Regions from separate parts of the Homo sapiens genome. Here region 1 is linked to region 2. The links are chromatin loops, found by intact Hi-C in ENCODE. Cell type or tissue: mesothelial cell of epicardium. All regions are shown on one strand. Each heading gives the region's core, and the rest is flanking DNA. Links, peaks and the distances in the headings are about the cores only. Region 1 overlaps ABCA12 (ATP binding cassette subfamily A member 12). Region 2 overlaps ABCA12 (ATP binding cassette subfamily A member 12).

Evidence for each region. A loop is a pair of places that touch in the nucleus more often than their neighbours do. Peaks named below come from ENCODE experiments on the same cell type or tissue, not always from the same donor. Only the 100,000 strongest peaks of a DNase experiment are listed, where the experiment ranks them.
Region 1: a loop joins it to region 2, with 4 times the contacts of the local background. A loop is called at or near these places in 2 of 110 quality-filtered maps.

What each region holds. Positions count from the first base shown.
Region 1 is chr2:215,041,088-215,049,431 of GRCh38, reverse strand. It overlaps ABCA12 (ATP binding cassette subfamily A member 12), which reads left to right. Exons shown (of 53, transcript NM_173076.3): 7 at 3,417-3,595. Among named protein-coding and RNA genes, the nearest start is that of ABCA12, 93 kb to the left of the region's middle. In mesothelial cell of epicardium, for the core only: no CTCF peak of the experiment used is centred there; no DNase peak of the experiment used is centred there.
Region 2 is chr2:215,094,543-215,102,886 of GRCh38, reverse strand. All of the region lies in intron 2 of ABCA12 (ATP binding cassette subfamily A member 12), which reads left to right. Among named protein-coding and RNA genes, the nearest start is that of ABCA12, 40 kb to the left of the region's middle. In mesothelial cell of epicardium, for the core only: no CTCF peak of the experiment used is centred there; a DNase peak (open chromatin) is centred at 3,504.

The DNA.
Region 1 (8,344 bases), core at 29-8,028, 53 kb after region 2:
TGCTAAACCAAAAATATTACATTATGGTTAATGTGGACACACCTTTATAAATAAAATATGGCTTTGCTCTACAGTAAATGAAGTTTGATAGTTTTCTCTGAGATCTTTAGGTGAGATTACTCAGGCTGTGATACAAGTTTAATAATTAAACTGTCACAGTCATATAACTGCCAGAATTTAGAATAATGGGTAAAATCTTTTTATTTTTCTCACTGACTTCAAACCTAGTTTGAAAAGCTAATTTTTCTTTAATTGTGAATTTTCAAAAACTTTTATTTTAGGTTCAGGGGCACATATTGCAGGTTTGTTATATAAGTAAACTCATGTCACAGTGGTTTGTTGTCTAGATTATTCTGTCACCGAGGTACTAAGCCTAGTACTCAGTAGTTATTTTTTTCTGATCCTCACCCTCCTCCCACACTTCACACTCAAGTAAGTCCCAGTGTCGGTTGTTTCCCTCTTTGTGTCCACGTGTTCTCGTCATGTAGCTCCCACTTATAAGTGAGAAAATGCAGTATTTCGTTTTCTGTTCCTGCATAATTTGCTAAGGATAATGGCCTCCAGCTCCATCCATTTTCCTGCAAAGGACATCATCTCATTCTTTGTTATGGCTGCATAGTATTCCGCAGTGTATATGTACCACATTTTCTTCATCCAATCTGCCATTGATGGGCATTTAGGTTGATTCCATGTCTTTGTTTTTGTTTTGCTTTGTTTTTTGTTTTTTCTGAGACACAGCTTCACTCTGTCACTCAGGCTGGAGGGCAAAGGTGCTATCTCAGCTCACTGAAACCTCCGCCTCCTGGGTTCAAGTAATTCTCGTGCCTCAGCCTCCCGACTAGCTGGGACTACAGGTGCAGGCCACCACACCCAGCTAATTTTTTTTTTTTTGTATTATTAGTAGAGATAGGGTTTTGCCATGTTGGCCAGGCTCATCTCGAACTCCTGACCTCAAGTGACCCACCTGCCTCGGCCTCCCAAAGTGCTGGGATTATAGACGTGAGCCACTGCACCGGCTGATTCTGTGTCTTTGTTATTTTGTGACTAGTGCTGCAGTTAACATATGTGTGCATATGTCTTTATAGTAGGATAATTTATATTCTGCTGGGTATATACCCAGTAATGGGATTACTGGGTTGAATGGTAGCTCTGTTTTTAGGTCTTTGAGGAATCACCACACTGTTTTCCACAATGTTTAAACTAATTTATACTCCCACTAACAGTGTTTAAGTGTTCCCTTTTCTCTGTAACCTCACCAGCATCTGTTATTTTTTGACTTTTTAATAGCCATTCTGACTGGTGTGAGATGGCATCTCATTGTGGTTTTGATTTGCATTTCTCTAATGATCAGTGATATTGAGCTTTTTTTCATATGCTTGTTGGCTGTAGGTATATGTTCTTTTGAAAAGCATCTGTTCATGTCCTTTGCCCACTTTTTAGTGGAGTTTTTTTTTTTTCTTGTAAATTTGTTGAACTTCCTTATAGATGTTGGATATTAGACCTTTTTCAGATGCATAGTTTGCAAAAATGTTCTCCCATTCTGTAGGTTGTCTGTTTATTCTGTTGATGGTTTCTTTGCTGTGCAGAAGCTGTTAAGTTTAATTAGATCCCATTTGTCAACTTTTGCTTTTATTTTGATTGCTTTTGGCATCTTTGTCATAAAATATTTACCATTTCCTGTGTCTAGAATTGTGTTGCCTAGGCTGTCTTCCAGGGTTTTTATAATTTGGGGTTTTACATTTAAGTCTTTAATCAAACTTGAGTTGAATTTTGTATATGGTGTAAGCAAGGTGTATATTTTTTAATTGAGTTGAATTTTGTGTATGGTGTAACCAGTTTCATTCTTCTGCATATGGCTAGCTGGTTATCCCAATGTCATTTATTGAATAGGGAGTTCTTTCCCCATGGCTTGTTTTTGTCACCTCTGTTGAAGATCAGATGGTTGTAGGTGTGTAGCCCTATTTCTGGGTTTGCTATTCTGTTCCATTGGTCTATGTGTCTGTTTTTGTACCAGTACCATGCTGTTTTGGTTACTGTAGCCCTGCAGTATAGTCTGAAGTTAGGTAATGTGATTCCTCAGCAATAAGTTAGATTTTGATAAAACAGTATATCCCTCTCACCAAAATATTATACATTAGAAGCAAGAACACTCTACTATGGAGTGTTTGCATACATTAGTCTTTAAACAAATTTAATTTAATGTTAAGTTCCAGGATACATGTGTAGGACATGCAGGTTTCTTACATAGGTAAATGTATGCCATGGTGGTTTGCTGCACCTATCAACCCATCACCTAGGTATTAAGCCAAGAATGCATTAGCTATTTATCTGGATGTCTTCCCTCCCCCTATCCAGCTCTGACAGACCCCAGTGTGTGTTGTTCCCCTCTGTGTGTCCATGTGTTCTCATTGTTCAGCTCCCACTTACAAGTGAGAACATGCAGTGTTTGGTTTTTTGTTCCTGTGTTAGTTTGCTGAGGATAATGACTTCCAGCTCCATACATGTCCCTGCAAAGGACATGATCTCATTCCTTTTTTTCTGACTGCATAGTATTCCATGGTGTATAGTGTCATATTTTCTTTATCCAGTCTATCATTTATGGGCATTTGGGTTGATTTCATGTCTTTGCTATTATGAATAGTACATACACTAGCCTTAAACAACAATGGTAAAAATGAGACAGCAATAATCTACATTTAATGCAACCCCACATACAATGAGAGAACACAAAAAAATACAGTTATAATAATCCCCAATCCAATGTAAAGTACTTACAATTGTTTTTTTAACAAAATTGGCAGTCATGTAGAATAGAACATGTGGTAAAAAAGACATTGTTCAAAATCACATAGCACTAAGTATGTGTAATTGTAATAGTAAACATTTTCCTGAATTATGTATATATATATATACACACACACACGCTCTTATATATATTATATTATATTATATTTTATATATATATAAAAATCTATCCGTATCTCTACTAATCTATATATTAGTTAAGGAGTACTCCATCCAAACAATATAACACCTAGTAATAAGTATAGGGAAGATATATCTGCAACCCTAAACCAAGTCCTAAGAAAAAAAAACATTACTCAGAGCTAAAATTATTTTAGGAACTTAATTTTAATTTCCAAATATATAATTTGAAATATTTTATATAAATACAGCTTTGTTAACCAAACTTTTATGCCAATTTCTGGAGTTACAGGGAAAAGATCCAATTATGTTTAAGAACATTAGAAGTAGTTGCTGGTTTTCCAAATAAAAGATTGGCTTCAAACTGAGTGAAGGTCTAAAAGAATTGCTTATGTGAAAATCTAGATTTTTGATGCTTTTAAAAACAGCAAACCATGTGATTACAAATGTTAAAGTCTCATTTTGCTCTGTTTGTGGTTTTATATTTTAAGCTATCCAGTGACCCCAACAATCAGAAGATAGTGTTTCAGGAAATAGTCAGAATGCTGTCTTTCTTCTCACAAGTGCAAGAGCAGAAAGCTGTGTGGCAGCTTCTGTCTAGTTTTCCAAATGTGTTTCAGAATGACACATCACTAAGCAATCTATTTGATGTTCTTCGAAAGGCAAACAGGTAAGAAAATGTAAGAATTAAATGTAATATTAGTGTTCACAAAGAAGTGTTTAAAAAAATGTTACCTGTGATGATTACTGTTATCTGGGTTATTTAAACACAGAGCAAATAATCCTTCAGCCTCTTATTGCAGATTTTAGCAGTGAAGGTGAGTGTATTAGTTAAGCAAAGAAGAAACATACACTGTGGTCATCAAGGTTATGGAAGCATCCACGAGGAACTGATCCTAACTGTTGTATTGTTACTGGGTATCGCAGAGCTTCTAAGAATGAGGTGTACAGCAGGACCAACAGTATATTGCAGCACTGACTCCAGTTCATTCAGGGACAACCTGAGCTCTATGCAACTAGCATTTAAACTATCCAGGAATAAAATATCTCAGTGAGTTTTGTTTGGTACCATCCAACATAAAACAACCATATTGGTAAGAGTTTTGTTCCAAGCCACCTCAAAGAGGTTGGCCTCCCTCATGTGTAGTCAGCTTAGAAATGACCTTTCCAAGCCTGCATATCAGTTAGCCTTGGTATATATGTTATAAAGATTTTAAAACCTTTGCAGGAGAAACACCTTTAAAGGTTACTTTATTCGTAAAAGAGATCTGGGCACGGCCAGTATTTAGAGTTTAATGGACAGTACTTAGGTTTTGATTGCCCTGTATAGCTAATTTGAAAATGAGCCTTAAAAATCCAACTACTGCATCAATGATGTTCGATTATTAAGTGCCTATTACATGCTAGATGTGTTACCAAGTCGTTTGTACACATGATCACATTGAATCTTACAACAAACAGTATTTATTTTATAAATTAGATTAACAGTCCTAAAAATTAAGTATTTGCAGATCCTGCATCTAGAAGGGTTTGCAACTAGATTTTCTAACTCCAGAACCCAGGCTGCCTCTCTTATATGTCACTAATAGCATGATGTAGTCTATTTTATATGTCTAGAGCATCAGAAGAGATTGCTTTTTACTTTTGGAATGCTTTTAAGAGCTTATATCTATTCAAAGACCTTATAATAAGCCCTTGTATTGATAAAACAATCTCATTTGATTCTCAGAATAGTGCTTTGAGCTGGAGACAATGGATTCCCATTTTATAGAAGAGGAGACAAATCCTTATGGAGGTCAAATGGCTTCCCCAAGGTTCTACAGTTAGTACATGGCAAAGCCAGGACCTAAACTTAAAGAATTTGAATCCCAGTCCTATACTCTTTCCATGGTAACACACCATAACTGGAATACAGAAGAAGCAAGATATTAGGAAGTTTGATTCTCTATGTTAACCCTCATTTTATCTCTTAGGGAAATTTTCACTCACTCAGAATTTTGACTCTGATCCTTTTCCTCCTATTTATTTTCTGTCTTAGGAAGCAAACAGGTGAATCTGTAAAAGGAGAAGGGGAATTATTTGACTTGTATAGTGTAGCAGTGAAAAGAGTCAATAATATTCAGACCCCAAATAAGATATCACTACACACTCACTGGAATGGGTTAAATGTTAAAAGATGGATAATTCCAAGTGTTAGCAAGAACATAGAGCAACTGAAGCGGTCATATATTACAAGTTAGCATGGGAAACAACACAGTCATTTGGAAAATAGTGTGACAGCTTCTAATGAAGTAAAACAGTAGATCCGTATGAGGCTGCATTCTACTCTTGGGTATTTATCCAAGAAAATGAAAATATACACCTATATGAAGACTTGTATGCTGATGTTTATTTCTTGATAATAGCTAAAAGTGGAGCCAGGTAATCAAATCTCTATAAAAAAATGGCAAAACAAATTGTGGTTTATTCATATATTAAAATACAACACAACAATAAAAATAAGCAGATTATTGAGTCATACAAGGTAAATAAGTCTCATTAATATTATGCTGGCAAAAACATCAAAACAAAAAATATATACTGTGTATGTAGATAGCGTTATCATCCTATTTATAGAAGGTTCTAGAATTGACACAATTAATCTATAATGTTAGAAATCAGATCAGTGGATTCAGGAGCAATTGCATGAGAAAAATTTTCTGGGGTGATTGAAATGTTTGTATCTTAATTGGCATGGTGGTTACATGTATGTGTATTTGTCAAAACTTATAACTTCACTTTGTACCCCGTAAGTTTATACAATTAAAATGATCACTTTACAACTTAAAAAAAACTCATTTAATTGTACACCTAATATAGGTGCATCTTATTGTATTTAAATTATACCTCAATGAAATTTGATTAAAAAATCAACAACAACAACAACAACAACAAAAATTCCACAAAATAATATTTACTAAAAGACAGAAGATCTAAAAATACTCTAGGCATTATTTTGGCGGAGCAAATTACACTGGCAAAAACATTGTGCTGTGGCTATTTTAACAACAACCTCTGATCCAAGTTCTGCAGCTATTTTAATTCCCTTTAAATTTTAAAATAAAATTATTGCATATTTTGGCACTATGCAGTAGAGTATGTTGTCAAGTAATGATTATATATGTAAAAGAGTCTGCATAATAATGAAAATAGCTTATTAATAAATGGCTTCAACTCAAGCACCTTAGTAGCAAAAAAACAAATAATGCAATTTAAAATGGACAAAAGATCTGAATAGATATTTCTCAAAATAACACATATAAATGGCCAACACGTGTATTTTTAAAATGCTCAACATCACTCATCATCAGGGAAATGAAAATCAAAACTATAATGAGATATCATCTAACTGCAGTTAGAATGGCTATTACCAAAAAGACAAAAACAATAACAGATGCTGGCAGGGATACAGAGAAAGGGAAACTCTTGCACACTCTTGGTGGGAATGTAAAGTAGAATGGCCATTGTGGAAAATAATATGGAGGTTCCTCAACAAATTAAAACAGCCATGCACAGAAAGACAAATACTACATAATCTCATTTTTATGTGGATCCTAAAAAAGTTGATCTCATAGTAGAATGTAGAATAATGATTACCAGAGGTTGGGTGAAAGGGGAGGATGAGGGAAGGTTGATCAAGGGGTAGAAAGTTACAATTAGATAGGAGGAATAAATTTTACTGTTCTATTGCACAGTAGGGTGATTGCAGTTAATAGTAATCCATTGTATATTTCAAAATAACGGTAAAAGAAGATTTCAGATGTCCTCATGATAAACAAATAATAAACGTTTGAGGCAATGGATACATTAATTATACTAATTTGAGCTTTACACATTGTATACATGTACCAAATTATCACACTGTACTCTATAAATATGAACAATTATGTGTCAATTAAAAATAAAATAAAACTTACAAGAGGCTGAGTGCAGTGGCTTATGCCTGTAATCCCAACAATTTGGGAGGTGGACATGAGAAAATTGCTTGAGTCCAGGAGTTCAAGACTAGCCTGGGCAACATAGTGGGATACTATCTCTACAAAAAAATAAAATAAAATAAAAAAGTAGCTGGGCATGGTAGTGCATACCTGTGGTCCCAGCTACTTGGGAGGCTGAGGTGGGAGGATCGCTTGAGCTTGGGAGTTTGAGGTTGCAGTGAGCCATGATAATGTCAGTGCTCTCTGGCCTGGGTGACAGAATGAGATTCTATCCCAAACAAACATAAAACCTAAAGAGAAATAGTTTCAAATTATTATGAAGCAAATGACATTTGACTTAAAAATTATTTTATATTCATAAGAACACTTAACATGAGCTCTGCCCTTTTAACACATTTTTAAATTGTAAGCTATAGGTACAATGCTGTACAGCAGATCTCTAGAGCTTATTCATCTTGCTTAACTGAAACTCCATGCCTGTTCATTACCAACTCCCATTTCCCTTTCTAATCAGACCCTAGAAACCATCACTTGACTCTTTGATTCTAGGAATTTAACTATTTTAGATACTTCCCATACAAGAAATTTTGTAGTATTTTGCTTTGTGTGACTGGCTTAAGTGGTTATGCATTATCATTTCACATCATGTCTTCAGGGTTCATCCATGTTGTTGCATATTTCAAAATGCATTCTTTTTTAAGTCTGAATAGTATTCATTGTGTTTATATAGCACGTTTTCTTATTCATTTATTTGTTGATGGACATTTAGGTTATCTCCACATTTTGACTATTGTGAATAGTGCTGCAATGAACACAGCAATACTACTATCTCTTCATTATTCTAATTTCAATTCTTTTGGATAAGAATCCAGATGTGAGATTGCTGGATCATATATGATAGTCTATTTGTAATTTTTAAGGAACCTCCATACTGTTCTCCATAGCAACTCCACTGTATTCCTTTTTTTTTTTTTTTTTGAGATGGAGTCTCGCTCTGTCGCCCAGGCTGGAGTGCAGTGGCACGATCTTGGCTCACTGCAACCTCTGCCTCCTGGGTTCAAGCGATTCTTCTGCCTTAGCCTCCCGAGTAGCTGGGACTACAGGCACGTGCCACCATGCCCGGTTAATTTTTGTATTTTTGGTAGAGACGGGGTTTCACCATATTGGCCAGGCTGGTCTCAAACTCCTGACCTTGTGATCTGCCTGCCTCAGCCTCCCAAAGTGCTGGGATTACAGGCGTGAGCCACAGCACCTGGCCTATTTTGTATTCTTTTGGTAAATTTTTTATCTTCAATTTTCTTTAATTCAGCAGTATTTCTTTTTATTTATTTTTAACTGACAAAAATTGTATATATTTATGGCATACCACATGTTGTAATATATATCTACATTGTGGAATGGCTAAATCAAGCTATTTAACATATACATTTCCTTCATATACT
Region 2 (8,344 bases), core at 216-8,215:
GATCGGGGTTACCAACTTTTCTTTTTCCTTAGCTCCAACGTAGAGTTCAGTGCTAAGACTTAGCATGAGTCTTGAAGAATGAGTAGGAGTTCATCAGTTAGATAACCAGTGTCATTGCATTTCTTACAGAAAGCAACTTACATGAGTGAGGACATAGAATGTGGAAGAGTTAGATGTGCCAGGAATTTGGAATCTCTTTTGCCTGAAAAAGGAAGATGCTTGTTGAGTACTGAAAGATAAGGCTGTTTGGTCCAAACCAAAAGTATTAGAGTTTATTTTTATTTTTTTGAGACAGGGTCTTGCTCTATCGCCCAGACTGGAATGCAGTGGTGCAATCTCAGCTCACCACAACCTCCGCCTCCTGGGTTCAAGCAATTCTCCTGCCTCAGCCTCCCAAACAGCTGGGACTACAGGTGCGCGCCATCATGCCCAGCTAATTTTTGTATTTTTAGTAGAGACAGGGTTTCACCATGTTGGCCAGGCTGGTTTCGAACTCCTGACCTCAAGTGATTCACCCACCTCGGCCTCCCAAAGTGCTGGGATTACAGGCATGCGCCATTGCGTCAGGCCTAGACTTTATCTTAAAGGTGATGAGAAGCCACTGGAATTATTTTTACTAAATTAGTTTTATTTTTAAATGTTTATAGATTTTTCTGACTATAGATATACATGCTCATTATTAAAAATTAAATAATGAGGTACGAGTGTGCATACTGTAAAAAATGGAAGTCATGCATAATCTCAACCTCTAAAGAGAACCATTGTTAACATTTCAGTGTACATTTGCTAGGACTTTTTTCTATGCATGTACCAAATACTCACAAACACACATACATAGGCACACACACACACACACACGTGTACAAACAAATAAAATAGGACCATTGGGACTAGACAATAGTTTAGAAGGTGTTCCTGCAGCTGTGTGGGAGATGGTTTTAAGGAGTAGGAGCTGGTGGCTGGATTGGGAATTCTGGAGTTAAGACTTCCACTTCGGTCTTCTTTTTCATGATCTCTTGATTGCCCAAGAGAAATAGTAACTGAGGCTAAAAGAAATCTGTATACTTCTCTATCAGAGCTAGCTATTTCCTTAGGCTTTTTAAACACCCCCTCCTTCAATCCTCCATTTTCTTTTCAGATTTTTTAAATGCAGATTTCTTTTAAAAATAGAGAATTACTCTTTGTACTATGAAGGTTTTCAGTGCAAGGTTAGCCATAACCCTCTAATTTCATACTGTCCAAAATAAGATTTACACAATTTAGGAGAAATTTGGGAAGTGAAAATGGAGCAAACTAAGGAGCAAATAATACAGAAATCACATGCTATTATCAATATTTTTCTTCTTTGTCTTTTCTCTATTTTGGGGATTTACAAACAGATGTACCCAGCTACTCTACCTCAATCAAAATGATCTAAGTATGTTTGCTGAAATAGACAAATGGCAGAGTATTACCCTAGGCTTTCTGAGTTGGCATCTGGAGGTGGAGGTGGAGTTGGAGGTGGTGGTGAGTGGGATGGTGTTGAGGACCAGAGAGTTTAAATTTTGAAGAACTCGCCAGGTGATTCTTATGCTACTTCAAGTTTGTGAGCTACTTTTTCCTTTCTTTTCAACTTAAAAATAATTTTAGATCAGCTCATCACTGTGAAAACAAACCAGAGAATGGATTTAATTCTTTGAATAATCACGGAGAAGAACTTGCCTTTCACCTGAGTTAGCTTGCAGGCTTTCAGTGGCTGCCAGCACCCTATTCTTCTTTTCAGCACTCAGTCTTTCACTGTAATCCCCAGGATATCAGAAGTCTCACACCATTCTTCATGTCTTATATTGAAGACACGTTTTTAGGACAGGTGCGAAGAGGAGCAAACCTCCTCTCAGAGAGTACTGTTGGAGCAGTGTCTAAAGAAGGACGTGTTCACAATTTCCTGAACTGGTGCTTTTCCAAGATGATTTCATTGATAAGTTACATGCCCAGGGAACCCAGGTCCATGCAAACAAGCACTTCCCACTCTAGCTTTATAACACTGCATTTATGGCTTCATAAATATCAGAAGAATGAGAAATGTTAAAATCTTTTCATTATTTTGAAATTGCTGCCCTATGTGGAGATGGTTAAAAAAAGATGCTTCTGGAGATTTATATTCTACAAGGATGTGCCTAGGGCTGTAAAGAGCAGGACTGCGTTCTGACCTCAAGTTGCTTACGATGGAATTGTAAAGTGAAGAAACACACAAGATAGATTATGGGCCATAATATATTTTTAAAAACAAAAAATTAAATATAATTAAAGTAAAAGTGTTAAATATAGATCTTGGCCAGTACTTTGCACATAATGGGAACTCAAATATTCATTGATTAATAGTGACATGTAACAATTGTGCAAATAGGAAAATAAATATTAAATAGGCAGCATTGGCAATGAAAACTACTGGATGTTTAAAAAGGAAAAGATGGCTGCGAATTAGGGTAATTGAGAATTACTTCAGGATTAAATTAAGCTTGGAAGAAAAAAAAGTGAATATGCAACAAGAGGAAGTGGCTTTCAAGAGGCAGAAGGGGCATGATCGAGATCTTGGAGGCAGAACTTCTCAGGCTTAACTGGCTAAAGATAGGTAGACTAGTCTAGCCAAAGTAGAGTGTTTTGCTTGAGAGTAGACTGGGAAACAGAGGGAGACACAATCTCTACAAAAAAATAAAAATAAAAAATTAGTCACATGTGGTGGTATGTGCCTGTGGTGCCAGCTACTTGGGAGGCTGAGGTGGGAAGATCACTTGAGCCTGGGAGGTCGAGGCTGCAGTGAGCCATGATTGTGCCACTGTACTCCAGGCCTGGGAAAGAGAGTAAGACCCTGTTTCTTAAAAAAAAAAAAAGAGAGAGAGAGAGAGAGATCAATTTCATCATGTAGGGTTTTGAATACTAGACTAGGAGTCTAGATTTTATCCTGTAGTAATGGAAACATTGGAAGTCTGTGAAGAGTTATTTAATTTTGTGTTTTACAGCATGGGAGGTAAACTAAAGGAAGTTTGTTAAGTTTTCCACCCTAATTGTTTATATCCATCCAGATGTTTATATCACAGGCTGTATTAGTTATCTGTTGCTCTATAACAAATTGCCCCTCAAAACTTAGTGGCAACAACAATAAACATTTATCATCCTCCATTTTCCAGGGGTCAGAATTTTTTTTTTTTTTTTTTTGAGATGAAGTCTCGCTCTGTCACCAAGCTGGAGTGCAGTGGCGTGATGTGGGCTCACTACAACCTCCACCTCCTGTGTTCAAGTGATCCTACTGCCTCAGCCTCCCGAGTAGCTGGGATTACAGGCATACGCCACCGTGCCCAGCTAATTTTTGTATTTTTAGTAGAGACGGGGTTTCACCATGTTGGCCTGGATGGTCTCGATCTCTTGACCTTGTGATCTGCCCGCCTTGGCTTCCTAAAATGCTGGGATTACAGGCGTGAGCCACCGCGCCCAGCTGGGGTCGGAAATTAAAGAGTGACTTAGCCACATGGCTTTGCCTTGGTGTGTCTCATGAGTTTGCAGTCAGGATTTGGGCTAGGACGTCAGTCATCCAACAACTCGAGTAGGGCTGGAAGATCTGTTTCCAAGGTGGATAGCTCACATGGCTGGTGCGTTGGCACTGACAGTTGGTGGGAGGCCTCAGCTTCTCCCCAGCTGGGCCTTGAAGCTACTTGAGTGTCCTCAAGACAGAGTGGCTGGCTTTCCCCAGAGAAAGCAATCCAAGATAGGCAGAAACTATCCTTTTTCTGTCCTGCCCTTAAATGCCTTAGAGCATCACACTGCCACATTCTATTCATGAGAACAAGTGCTTCAGCCTGACTCATATTTAAGGGAATTAGGCTCCACCTTTTGAAAAAAAGTGCCGAAGATTCTGTGGATACATTTTAAAACCACCACACAGCCTAACAAGATTCAATGGTGCAATAACAAAGGGCATAAACGTGCTTACGATATTCAGCCCCATCATCGCGGTGTCCTTATCTGCTTTGGGCCACACTGAATTCCTAGTACCTAGCAGGGCCTGCACGTTGAGGCACTCATTAAATGTTTTTGAGCTATTACTGTTTTACAGATGGAGACATTTACTTTCAAAGATTTTAGTGACAGTCCTTACTAAGTGTTGAAGCAAGATTTAATTTGTTCTTACTTCCCATATCCTCTTTCTACTCTCTATGCTATCTGTCAAACAGAGTCACTCATGTCTGTAGAGATGCTCACCTTGCTGTTGGCACAGCTAACAGAATTACTCTCTGGAATATTGCTTGGCACTTAGTCACCCAACAAATATTTGTTGAACAAATGAGTGAATTTGGTGCAACAATAATTGAAGGCTGGAAGTTTAAAGAAGTCTGTTCAAATTTACTTACAAGTCAGTGGAAAATGGGAATACAATCTGGAGTGGTTGCCTTTTGTGCAGGTTATTATTCTGTCATATTTGCTGAAAGGGCACCATGTTCAAAGGGCAGAAGTTAGATATTCTGGATATAGAAGAGATGGAACTCCTGGAGTTTGAGAAGCTCTGTGATAACCACCCAGAAGGATTCTATGGCAAATGAACTTCCTACCATTGAATCATTGTTTTGAACATAGTCTTTTCAAGAGCAGTAATATTGCAGGGGGTGTGGGGGCTGGGATAAGTGTGGATCAGCTGGAATTCCTCCCATTTGAGTTGTGTTGTACTTTGACATTTAAACCGCAAAGAGAAACAAATGAATTAGGATGCCACATGGCATACCTAAACTCTCATACACCTCTCTACACAGCTCTAACATGGTTTATTCTGGAAAAATTTTGGACCAAAATTGAACCTAACTCCTGTGAAAACTTGACTTACCTCCACTGAATCCTGTTAGCTTTAATTAGCTGTTTTTAGGTTTTATGATAAGCAGAGCTCTGAAAATCAGGGAAAAAAAATTATAGAACTTTGTTATGCAGGTTACATTCTTTTCAGAGATATACCCAAGAACTGATATTTAAGGTCTTTATTTTGTTGATTTATCTTTGGTTTTATGTGGAAATTTGGCATTAAATATATAATCCAGAAGGTAAATAACAGGGACCAGTGTATTTCATAGGCAGGTTTAACGTTAGGGCTTTTATGGAATTTGTTAATATTAGATAGTATTAATGTAGCCAAACTCCCAGAACAATAAGCAATCAGTTTTTCTGCAATGTTAGTGCAAAGAGTATTAAATTTTAGCTCAAATACAACTGAAAGCAAATGAACAAGAGTGGGATTAGGTTAATCGCAAGCTTTAGGAAGGTTGCTCAATGTATTACAGCCGTGATTCCAGTCCCTGCTTTTGTTACATAGATTTCTAGCACCCAGCTGTGCACACCCCAAAACACTCGGCTATTTGTTAAGCAAATATTTATTTATTATAGCATCATGTGGACTCTAAAGGGAAAGAACGCAGGATTTTTAGGTAAAAACATGGATAATCAAATTACAGTAACTGTAAAATCCGCAATCTATTACATAATCAAGTGTGATAGCAGGAACAAAGAACCATCAATGCACTAAGATTTTTTAGAAAAAAAAAGATTTTTGGAGGCTAGAGAAGTAAGGTAAAGCTTAATAGCATAAATAAGACTTAAGCTATGTCCTCAAAAAAAAACTAATAGGATACTTGGATTTGCATGGAGAAGAGTGGGGAGTTTTGTAAGGAAAGGAAGAGAATGAACAATTTCGTGAAGGTGGGGGTAAAGGGCTTATTTTGCTTCAGGGAACTTTCTCTGAACCTCTATACCAGGTTAGTTTTCACTCCTACACCAGCCCTCCTTTATAATTGTAATTGACTAAGTATGCATTTATTTGATGTTTGTGCCTCTGGTCTTCCCTTCATAGGATCTATACCTAAGTCTGTTTTTCCCACAAATACAAGCAGTGCCTAGCGTATCAGATACTTAACAGTTAAGGAAATGCCCCCTTTTTCCTAAATTCCATTAGATTCTACTGGGAAATGAGTTTGAATCTATAAAATTAGACCAAGAGACCCGGAGTCATAAATACCAGGGTGAAGATATAGGAATATCTTTATTCCATAAGCAATGAAGAATGACCCATGGCAATAAAAATATGGAGTTTTGTGCATATTAATCAGATAGTGTCAGAAGACTAGATCAGGGCAAGGAAAGGCTGGAGAAAGAAAAAGAATTACACAGTTATTGAAATTATAATATAAAAAGTAGTGGGTACTCTAATGTAATTGGAGAAACAAAAATGGAGAAGAATGAGTAAGTCTTAAAGATACTGGGAAGAGGAAGTAGTAGAATATGGTAGAGACTGGATTTGGGGGACAAAGGAATGGTTTGAAATAAAAACACTCTTCTGGCTTTTGATTTGGGAGTCTGAGAAAACAGAATAGTGACAATAATGACTTCTTTCATGTAACTTATCTTTCAATTCTTGTACCAAACCTGAGAGATTAATTACTGTGATTTCCATTTCCAGATGAGAAAAATCAAAACTCTTAGAGAAGCAAGTAGAGCCTAATGATCAAACCCCTGGGCCTTTGATCAGGGTACTCAATTCAAATCTCAGCTTCACCTTTGTGTCATTGGGAAGTTAATTCTTCTGTGCCTCAGTTGGGGATAATCAAAGAACCTACTTCATAGCATTGTTGGGGAGTAAAATAAGAATAAAACTAATAAGATAGCATGTAATAAGATAATTTGTGGTATCACACAAAAGGATGCCTGCAGTCTATAGATGCATATAGTAAGGGCTCAATAAAAGATTACTATGAGTAGGTAACTTGCCCAAGATTAAACAGCTGGTAAACGGCAGAGCTTCCTACTTGAACCCAGGTCTTCTGGTGTATTTGTTATACATATTGTTATGCACGTCCGTGTGAAGAGACCACCAAACATGCTTTGTGTGAGCAATAAAGCTTTTAATCACCTGGGTGCAGGCAGACTGAGTCTGAAAAAGGAGTCAGCAAAGGAAGATAGGGGTGGGGCAGTTTTATAGGATTTGGGTAGGTAGTGGAAAATTACAGTCAAAGGGGGTTGTTCTTTTGCAGGCAGGGGTGTGGTCACAAGGTGCTCAGTGGGACAGCTTTTGAGCTAGGAGAAGAAATTTCACAAGGTAATGTCATCAGTTAAGGCAGGAACCGGTCATTTTCACTTCTTTTGTGGTTCTTCAGTTGCCTCAGGCCATCTGGATGTATATGTGCAGGCTTGGGCTCAGAGGCCTGACATTCCTGTCTTCTTATATTAATAGGAAAAACAAAACAAAATAGAGGTGAAGTGTTGGGATGGCAAAAATTTTTGGGGGTGGTATGGAGAGATAATGCGTGATGTCTCTCAGGGCTGCTTCGAGCAGGATTAGGGGAGGTGTGGGAACCTAGAATGGGAGAGATTAAACTGAAGAAAGATTTTGGGGTAAGAGGTGATATTGTGGGTTTGTTAGAAGGAGCATTTGTCGTATAGAATGATTGATGTGGCCTGGATGCGGTTCTGTATGAATTGGGAAACTAAATGGAAGACACAAGGTCCGAATAAGAGAAGGAGAAAAACAGGTTTTAAAGGACTAAGAATTGGGAGGACCCAGGACATCCAATTAGAGAGTGCCCAAGGGGGTTTGGTGTAATTACTTGCTTGGTTGGTGAGTTTTTGGGCTCTATCTTTGAGTTTTTTTATGTTGTTATATACTAGGCCAGATTGATTTAGGTAAAAACAACACTCTTCATTTAAAAATGTAGAGTCTTCCTTTTTCAGCAATGAGTAAGTCAAGGCCTATTCCTGTCGTCTTGTATTCATAATAAACAAAACAAAACAAAACAAAATAGTAGTGAAGTGTTGCTGTCATGAGGGGGACAGGGCACTGTTCGGTCCTATTTGCAAATTGATTTTTGGGGATAAGGAAAACTAGCATACATGTGCCTGTCCCATTGATAGGTAGACACATGTAGGTGGAGAAGCCACAGAGGAAGAAGAGAACTATGTAAGGCAAAACTGGAACTGTAAAGTGAAAAGATGAGAGGGAGCACCAAAAGAGATGATGTCTTGCACTCAGACTCTTAGGGATTTAGCGAGGGCAGCAGCTGTTAGAGGTTGTAATGGGGATTGATGGGGCAACTGGGTAGAGGGGGCGGTTCGATTTTTATGGTGTATTAGAAAGCACATAGTGTCTATGAGTAACCTTTCACTGCTATTCATGGGGCTGAGTATAAGCAAGCAAGAGGAGGGGCTAGGAGGAGAGTCTGAAGAACAAGGGGAAGGTAGCTAAGGATGGAGTGAAATGCAGGGCAAACGTCTTAAAGGAAATGAGAGGTTCTAAGAGGCAGGCTAGTGGCTTGTGACCTACATAGAAGAGGTTGTG